Linked DNA regions of Homo sapiens: region 1 is linked to region 2. Evidence: read pairs that join two places in POLR2A ChIA-PET (ENCODE). Cell type or tissue: Panc1. All regions are shown on one strand.

The links. ChIA-PET counts read pairs that join two places held together with the same protein. Peaks named below come from ENCODE experiments on the same cell type or tissue, not always from the same donor. Only the 100,000 strongest peaks of a DNase experiment are listed, where the experiment ranks them.
Region 1: POLR2A ChIA-PET joins it to region 2 with 21 read pairs; 1 of 35 experiments calls an interaction of 5 or more read pairs at or near these places.

The regions. Positions count from the first base shown.
Region 1 is chr1:94,127,074-94,132,073 of GRCh38, forward strand. No RefSeq gene overlaps it. Among named protein-coding and RNA genes, the nearest start is that of ABCA4, 8.4 kb to the left of the region's middle. In Panc1, no CTCF peak of the experiment used is centred here; no DNase peak of the experiment used is centred here; H3K27ac peaks cover 507 bases.
Region 2 is chr1:93,766,509-93,771,508 of GRCh38, forward strand. It overlaps a transcript of BCAR3 not described here. Among named protein-coding and RNA genes, the nearest start is that of MIR760, 78 kb to the right of the region's middle. RefSeq lists a silencer at 4,192-4,392. In Panc1, no CTCF peak of the experiment used is centred here; no DNase peak of the experiment used is centred here; H3K27ac peaks cover 2,467 bases.

The DNA of each region.
Region 1 (5,000 bases), 360 kb after region 2:
TAGAAGCAATATCACATAGTTTACCATCAGAGAGAAGTGATGGATATTTCAAAACCATTTGGCACAGAGAAGAGGAATTTTTCCAGAAAAAATATCTCCAAAATTCCCATATTTTAAAATATCTTTGGAGGAGAAAAAACTTAAAATTGTAAGATTTGGGGTAAGGCATTTCCCCCTACCTCCTCAAGACAGAATAAGATTAATATCTAACTGTAGCTTACTAACTATATCAGTAAATTTAAATTCATACTTTTTTTCTGATAATTATACCAAAATGAAAATAATTTCTGAATTATTGAATAACAAAACACTTAAAAAAACTTTACAAACTTGATGCAAATGTAATTCCAGAACTTTACTTTTACCTAAAATGCCTATAGCTCAATTTTACTTATTAATCAATCTTGACTGTTCTCATACTTGACATGGTCTTATTAGTAAGCCATGTGGCTTGGAGCTATTGCATATTGCTTTGATTTGGCTGGTCATTGTAGCAAGAATGGCATGCCCAATTTTCTACCTTTCATTGCTAGGAAAATTTACACAGCAAAAGAGGTCCCCTCATCTCTAATTATTGTGGAGCAGAAATTAATGACCAAACTAATAGAACTAAAGGACTCAGTGGTATTGTGGAATCATTGGGCCCATCAGCTGAGAAATAAATTTTATTTTACTAATTGAATTTCCCCTATAAAAATCTTGCACTCCAGCTGGTACTAATTTCACTTTGCCTGTAATAATTTTGGACCTCAGGTTGTTGTTACTATTGGATTGACATGTAGATATTGAAGTTTAGCTTATGAAAATAGTACTATTTGCAAAAACAATACTCACTTGAACATTTTCATGAGTTTTTCTTGGGAATGAGAAGAGAGTTACTGCTTTTATGTCTAAACAATCTTTGTCCATCACCTCCTCCAAATATTCCAGAGTTCCTCCAAATATTCCAAATATTCCAGGGGACTATGTAGGGGGAAAGGTCTAAGATGGAAATCTAGGGAACTGATTATTTAAAAGGCAGGTACACAAGTGTTCATCACAACATCCCTTCTAACAGCAAAACTTGGAAATATCTGTCACAGAAGAATGGATAAATGAATTATGGTATATTCTCTCAGCCAAATCTCTCACTGCAGTGAGCATGAATAAACCACATCTACAAAAATACAATTTTCCCATACATAATGCTGAGCAAAAGAAGCCTGGCAGAGCATTCATAGCCTACATTTACAAAGTTCAAGCACAGAAAAAACTCATCTCTAATGCTTGAAGTCAAGATGGTAGTTACTCTTCGGGGGATCTGGTGGCTGGAAGGGGCACAAGACCATTTCTAAGCGTGCTGGAAACACATCATCTTTTGATCTCAGTGCTAGTTACGTGGAGTGTTCTGTCTGTGAAAATGATCAACCTGTGAACTTACGATTTGTGCACTTCTCTGTATGTATACTTCAATCATAGTCTGTTATTTATTTATTTATTTTTAAACAGGTGAAGGAAGAGAACCCAGTGAGGGAGGCTGAGCAGGATGAGCTAGAGATGATGGAGAAAAGTCTGGAAAGAGGGGTGCCCTGGGAGCCACAGAAAGAGGATGTTTCAGGAGGAAGGATCAGTCTGCAGTACTAAATGGCTCAAGAAAGGCCTAGAAGGATAAAGACTGAAAGCTGCCCATTGGATTTGACAACTGACCTCTGAAAGAACAGTTTTAATGGGAGGCAGAAACAAGACAGCAGAGGGTTGAAGAGCAAGACCCTGGAGATGGGAGCTACTCTTTCCAGTGGCCACAGCAGCTGCAGGGAACGAGAACACTGGGTCCAGGAGGTCTTTTCCCTGAAGACAGGAGAGATTGAACCACGTTAATGTGTGGGAGACAGCTGGTTGAGAGAGAGATGCTAAAGTTACTGGGGGATGGTTGATGGGGTTCCCGAGGAAGTGGAGGAGGTGGGATTAGCCCTGGGCAGGGGAAGGGGCTCCTTGCATTCCACAGACACTGCAGGAAAGGAGGCCAGGAAGTAAGTACGATTCACTGAGGGAGTGGAGGCTGAGAGTTGAGGGAGCTCATCCTCATGACTTCTAACTTAAATTTGCATAGGAGGTCAATAAGGAGATTAAGTCAGATAATGAGAAATCTTATGTGCAGATTCATTGCCTCATCTTAACTTTGCTCTCCTTTGATCATTTCTAAAGCAAAGTGCAGTTTAGTCAGTCATCTAAAATGGAAAAAAAACTTATAGACAGTGTGTAGAAATCTTAGGGGGACAAATTATTCACAGACAACTCCCCCTCCCTTCTCACCCAGACACATACACTCACCATTATATCCATTTTATTAATTGGCAAACGACAGATAAAGAGTATTGTTATTCAGTTCAGCTTGACAGTTTAACCCAATAATTAGCACCAATAACAATGCTTTCTGGAAATTGTTTTCCCAGGTACGGTTTCTTCTGGCCTAGGACAGCTAAATCCGTTCAGAGGTCTCTTGGCCCCAGGAAAAGCAAGGTCGAGTTTGTGTCCTGCAGTGGAACCAACTTTCTTCTCAATCTTCAGCTGCTTTGGGGCTTCTGCTGGCACCCCAAGCTCTGCTGAAGGCAGATCAGTTTGGGGTGACTACACATATGGAAACTAAAGATCGGGGAATGTATTCATATAAACTACCTGGCCAGGCACCTTTGGGAAGTCTTCGTGGAGTCCAGGGAGGCACGGGGGTAGGGTGGAGTCCATATACCCCAGAGCGATGGGCTCTGCTTTAGCAGAATAAAGCTAAATCGGGCCGGGAGCGGTGGCTCATGCCTGTAATCCCAGCACTTTGGGAGGCCGAGGCGGGCAGATCATGAGGTCAGGAGATCGAGACCATCCTGGCTAACATGGTGAAACCCCGTCTCTACTAAAAATACAAAAAAAATTAGCCGGGCGTGGTGGCAGGCTCCTGTAGTCCCAGCTACTTGGGAGGCTGAGGCAGGAGAATGGCGGGAACCCAAGAGGCGGAGCTTGCAGTGAGCTGAGATTGAGCCACTGCACTCCAGCCTGGATGTCAGAGCGAGACTGTCTCAAAAAAAAAAAAAAAAAAAAAAAGCTAAATCAAGTTGTTATCAAAAATGAGAGGCAGGTTGTTATTCCAAACACATTTAATACACTCACTTCCAAAGCTGTTTAGAGTTTTGCCGATTTGACACCCAGAAAACCCACGGGAGTCCAGAGATTTTACATTTTCTGGGCATTAAGTGCAAAGTACTTGCCAGATAACAGAGTTTTAGGGGGTTGCCAAGGAGTGTTGCATAGCAGACCGTGAGACTGGGCTGTTATCACATGAGCCGCAGTGAAGTGCCGGCTGAGTACAGAGTAGGGTAACACCTGAGAAGCTTCATTATCAGGGCCAGATCTGTCACTCTGAGTCTCAGGGCATCCTGAGCTCAGCTGTGGTTGTGTATCGAGAGTTGGACATTCCAAAAGGCTATGGCCAGAAGCAAGCAACCCAACCCAATGACAAACTTAAAAAACAAAGGGAGGCCTGGTGTGGTGGCTCACACCTGTAATCCCAGCACTTTGGGAGGCCGAGGTGGGTGGATCATGAGGTCAGGAGATCGAGACCATCCTGGCTAACACACAGTGAAACCCCGTCTCTACTAAAAATACAAAAAATTAGCCGGGCATGGTGGCGGGCACCTGTAGTCCCAGCTACTCAGGAGGCTGAGGCAGGAGAATGGTGAACCCGGGAGGCGGAGCTTGCAGTGAGCTGAGATTGAGCCACTGCACTCCAGCCTGGGCGACAAGCGAGACTCTGTCTCAAAACAACAACAACAACAACAACAACAACAACAACACATAGGGAAAGAGACGTTCTAATGCCAATAATAATTTTTTAGAATTAGGGACCCAGATTAACTCAGCACATGCCTTTGTAGTGATGCATTTACTATGAATAAGATGAATGATAGTAACTTGAGTGACTGTATGGAAGTGTGTGCTTCCTTACACTGCCTTCCTTTGAAGGAAGACTTGGCCCCTGCCCGCAGGAATCTGTGATCAGGAGGCTGGGAAGTGAAATCTCCACAGACCTGGAACTTGCATGTGCCTGAATAACTTTCAATAACAGGTACAGAGCTTGCCTCCTGGTACAATCTTGCAACAAACAAATTATCAGGAGAAGCACTTTTCCAATTTATCCACTAAACGGCAAAACCAAACAATGACCGAACATGACGTTGGTTTTTCAGTTACTGTTTGACCTGGAGCGTGGAGAAAACAGAAGGAAAATGGAAACTACTTAGGCAGCATTTTGTGAGGAGGTGGAAGCAGCGTGGGAAAATATTTCACATGGCTCTTGCCTACTCAGCCTGACAAAGAAAGCTGTGGTTTGTTGTCAGATTCCTTCAACTAAATGTGTCAAAGGGAGAGAAACCTCTCTTGAGTGAGAGACCTCTCTCTTCAAACAGATGCACATCGCCTCCCTCCTCCCTGGCTCACACCATCCCCAGTCCTCTGTGTCCTCCTCTCTTCACACATGTTGGAGCTGGGAAGGAGAACGGAGAAGTGGTCCATATCCTTAGCTCTGCCTCATGTGTCAGCCTTCATTCCTGCCATCTCGTTTCCGGCTCCACCCCAGTGGGATGCCGCAGGGTCATTTTAATAATCACAAGGATAGCCATGGAAGCAACAGGGCCCCAGTGGACCCAGCAATCATCCTAGGATCCCCCATGAATGGTGTGCAAGTGGCTCTGTCCCTGCAGGCGACGCAAAAACTTTGATCCTCTTTATTCTTTTATGAAAGTAGATTATTTTTAAAGTGCTGATCCTCGATATCACTTCATTGATAAAGATTCGAGTGTGAGTATTGTGATATTGTGGAATACCACGGTCTTTGGAACCAGACAAAACTGGGTTGCGATCTCATATTTGCCACTTAGCTATGTGACCTTAGAGAGGTTTAAAAGTCTGGAAGCTGCTATTAAAATGATGACAGAAAACGTCTGCATTAAACCAGGAGCACCTCAAGTAAACAC
Region 2 (5,000 bases):
TCTTTCTGACTGCAGGAATGCTGGGTTCTTGTTGCCTGGTTTGCTGACTGCCGTCCAGAGCCGCTGCTGGCCACAGCACACATCCAGCCTGAGCCTGAGCACGGCTGCCCGTCCACATTCCTGATGCCTTCCTCTTTCTTAGAGTCCGCTTCAAGTTATTCAGAAAACCAGAGTCTCCTCCATCTTCACCGTATCAGCTGTAATCTTGTCAGGATAAACCGATTGTGCTGGATCTTTTAAAGTCTATCTGTTGGAGGTTTCCAGGGAATTTATTTAGTGCTTATCTGATTAACTGGGGCCAATTCACTAAGCTTCCAAGTAATAGAATCTGCTTTAAGCTTCAAGACATCGAAACAAAGAAACTTAGACAAAGATGGCTGAGATAAAAATTCATAGTACAACAAAGGCTATGTTGTAGAGACTGTCAGAAACAGAAAAAGTTTAGGACAGAATTTATATAGCTCTGAGGGTGGGGAGCAGGGCAGGTAATTCAATCCTAGGCAGCAAATGTGTGACAGAGTAAAAAAAAAGCCTCCTTTTCTATTTAAGTAGCCAGCATGTCATTGTTTTTGAAGTAGTTGACTGATTTTTGAATCTGGTACGAGACTATCAAGATCCATCTTTAACACAAGAAACCAAGAACAGTAGTTATCCAGGCAGGGTGGGAACTGAGAACAAGGGAACAAGACTGGGAGAAAGCATTTTTGCTGTCTAAGAGTATTTATACTTTTTGGCTGGGTAGGGTGGCTCATGCCTATAATCCCAGCACTTTCGGAGGCCGAGGCAGGCGAATCACTTGAGCACAGGAGTTCCAGACCAGTCTGGGCAACATGTTGAAATTCCATCTCTACAAAAAAATACAAAAATTAGCCAGGTATGGTGTCATGTGCCTGTAGTCTCAGTTACTTGGGAGACTGAGGTGGGAGGATCACTTGAGCCTGGGAAGTTGAGGCTGCAGTGAGCCGTGATCACACCACTGCACTCCAGCCTGTGTAACAGAGTGAGACTCTGTCTCAAAAAAAAAAAAAAAAAGTTTATACTTTTTGTGTTTCAAACCACATAAATGTATTACACCTTTTGAAAATTAACCCATTTCCTGTTTAGAAAATAAAAGTGCAGCTCACTGCCAGCAATTTTACATAAATATGCTCTTTGAGGCTGAAGGAAATCTGATTTTCGGTATGAAAATAAAATATATAAACTATTTTTGGAGTTATTTCTAAGCAGAACTTGTCTCTAATCCTAATGTAACAGAAATATATATGATGTTCCATTAGGATTAGAAGCAAGAGTATTCTCGGGGCAAACAGAAAATGGGTTAAGTGAAAATAACAGTTTAATTTACTTTGCTATTTTGAAAAATAAATATAACATCCAAGACAACATTTCAATTAGGCAGATCTTCTGAAACTAGATAGGGGTTACAAAAGCACATATTTCTAGTAGTGGAAAACATCATCTATCAAAGAGTTCTGAGGTTTGTGCTCTGCCTTAGTCTAGGCCTTGAAAAAGACAGGAACATAGCAAGGCTGGTGCCTGTCTTCAGGCTTTGCCGAGGTACACTTGGTGAAAATCAATGTGACGTGCTGGGACTACATGGCAAGCAAGTGGCTATGTGCAGGGCTGTCGGATTAGAGTCAATGGCCAGAGCAGCAACGAATGACCCCATTTGCAGAGAGACGTTGTGCTGGAGAAGCCAAGTGCCAAGGAGGAAGGCTGGCAGAAGCTCTGCTCAAAAGACTGAGTGAATGTGTGTGTGTTTGTGTGTGTGTGTGTGTGTGTACAACAGCCCAACAAAAAGCAGGTATATAAATACGAAGCAATCAACAGTAGAATCCATGCCCAAGGTTGAGATAAGTGAAGAAAGAAAATTGTGCCCTGATGGGTTTGAGTTCAAAGTGTGTGGTAGAAACCTGCACCACCCATTTGGGCAAATCAGACAGGCACTAGCCGCTCAGCTGAGCTGGAAAAGTGTCTGTGGGAGGATGCCAGGAAAAACACCATCACCCACCCTTTGAAGGAGGGGGATGTGCTGAATCTTGGTAACTAGGAGAACTTAAAACCGGAGCTGGGAGTGCAATGTGATCACCCAGAGGGAGAATGCACAAACAAAATATGAAGGGGAAAAAAGTTTAATTAAAAAGACAGCAGCGATGAGAGATTTAATTTCAGCCATGCAGCCAGCCCAGGGCCCCTGTGGGGAAGTAGAGATATCGCAGGAAGTGGGGCTGGAGGGGATGCTGGAGGCCTCTCATTTCGTGGAGATAAGGTATCTGGCAGCCTGTAAAACAAACAGGGCGCTGCCTGGGAGAGATGCAGGTACCCCTCAAGCCATAAAATCCCTCTTCTGGTCCCCAGCAAGCACTGATTCTGTGGTAGGTCACCCGAGGGGACTGAACAGTCACAGATGAAAATAATCCCTTTAGTTCAAAGGTCATCTCTGCCACCCTGCTCAAGGACAGCAGGCTTCAAGACCTGAGATCTGAGTGTCGCCCTTTGTCCCCAAGGGCCTTTGAGCGCTGGCTGGAAAAGGTCCTGGAGCGTCTGGGGTTTTACAGGGTAAAGAGAGCAGGGTCTATAATTTCCCAACCCTGGGGGAGGAGACAGAAGGAGCAGCAGACGATATAACTTCCCGAAAAGCACAGCTGGCAAGCACACCCACACCGTTAGGCTGCAACTCCCTGAACTAATTAAAAGGCAGAGCAATGGGAATTTCTGGATTGCTGCATAAGCAGCTCTTGGGGAAAATACGCTCGTGGTATTGCAAACACAGAGCTCCCTCTTCACTTCCAAGAGCCAAGTTGGACACAGGTGATTACAGTTTAGGACTAAATATGTGGGTAGGAATGTGTGTGTGTGTGTGTGTGTGTGTGTGTGTGTGTGTGTGTGTGTGTGTGTGTCAAGGAGCGGGGTGGAGAAGAACTCAGCCAGAGAGAAATGCAATGTGATGGAAATAGTTAAAGAGGCTATGATCTTCTCTCTGATTCCCCTTGAGGACAGAACAATAGGCAAAGGACTCAAATTGCACCACCAGAGAATTTGTGTGGCCACTAGGAGAAAAAAAAAACCCTCCAACTTAGAAGGGAGTGTTTTTGCATTTCAATCTCTGGGAGGTGTTTTCCTCTCTTTCTCTCTAAGTTTGAAGAATTACTGTTCGAGTTTAACCCCACTTGGAGCCAGAAAGATGGGCCAAATCAACACCAAGCATGCTTTTCTGCTTTGTGAATCTATGAAAAGGAAAATTTTTTCCAACTCTTTCCTCATAATAATACTCCATCAATGTGGAGAACTCCTCTGGTGCAGAACTTTCATATCCTGGATTGGGAATCCCAGAGGGAGCTCAGCTGACAGGATGCCCTTAGGAGACCCACTTGTGGGCCACCAGGAGAGTTACTTGATGAGGGTGTTGGGAATGTAGCTGAGCTGCAGGATGTCAGATAAAACCCTGACACCAAGAAAGAGGACAAAAGCAGCGCATCCCCTCTGTCTTCCCTGGGGAGGGCCCAGTGGAGGCTGGACTTTATCCTGGGACAGTGATGGATTGCACTGTCTGGGCTTATGAGACAGAAAGGGGAAAGGCTTTTCAGCAAGATAGTGGGGGACAGAAGGTGGCTCAACTGTCACTTGGCCCAGGCTCCACTGGAGATCAATCCCAAGTCCTTGGTCGAGAAGATTTTAAGTTGAAACAGCAAGAGAATACTTCGAGGCATCTAACGGAAGAGCTGCTGGGGGAGTGCCCTGCCCTGTCCCCACCATAAGGACTACCAGAAAGGAGGTACAGCATCAGTAATGGCAGAGGCAATGACAGCTCACGTAGGCCACCAGGAGACAGTGAAGAGAGTGCCTCTGCTCTGATCCTGGCCTCAGAAAAACTTGAATGATTGCTAAAAATCTATGTGGGCCCCCTGGGACTCTGCAAGTAGAAACTGGGCTATGCCTTCAGTGGGCTTGGGGTTCCAGTGACTCTACTAGGAGGGAGCTCAGAGGCAAACATTTTTTTGTTGCCACTATGTTGTCCCTTTCTGACTATGTCCCTCAGGCAGGCATTGAGGGAGGAGTTTATATATATAGGATGGCACATAACCTGGGAGCATCCCCATGAACATACAGAGGGGGTGGGTAGAAAATACCTATATTAAAATATAAGGAAACTAATGCTTCAATAGGTTATCAACAATTTATCCAAATAGTCGTTGGTGGGAGAACTAGTCATAGGCAAGGAGTTACTAGGGAGGGAGGAAAGACATGGGGCAATAGAGTACCCACCAGTTTTCTAGAGAATTAGCTAGGTCCTACTAACAAATTGTATTTCAGGACCACAGACAGCAGCACAGGAGCACCATTTTGGTGCACACTCCCACCCCATTTATTTCATCTATGCAAGTGGTGTCATCTCTCACCCATTAAACCCAGTCCCGGCTCTCAGTGGAAGCTCTGAGGAACTTCTGAGGTTACACAGAAAATAGTCTGAAGACCACTGTACTATACCTTTCACAAGGGAATGATAAATCAATTATCTTTATTTCCAATCCAGTCCTTATCCAGTACTAATAATACTAGCTAATGTTTATTAAGCATTTACTATACCCATGTACTGTGTTCTCATTTTATCCTTATAACAACCCTACAAGGTTAATTCCATTATTATATCCATTTTATTGATGGAGAAATGGAAAGATGAGGAAACTGAGAGATGCTGAAATAGGAGAAACAGCAAAATTAAGTGACTTTTTCTGAGGTTACACAGGCAATCTAATTCCAGAGCCCATACCCACAGCCACCCTGTCAGAGTTGTGTTCTTGAATTTTATACATGGAATTCAGGCATGAATTGTAAATGGTAAGAGACACGACATAGGGCAACTTGGCACATGAAGTCATCAAGGACCTGGAAAAGCATCTGCTTTAGTGCCTAGGAACTGAGAGTTCTGTTTCCTATTAAGACTCTGCCTCTTATTATTACCTGCAAAAACTACAACAAGTTATATAACGTCTCTATGT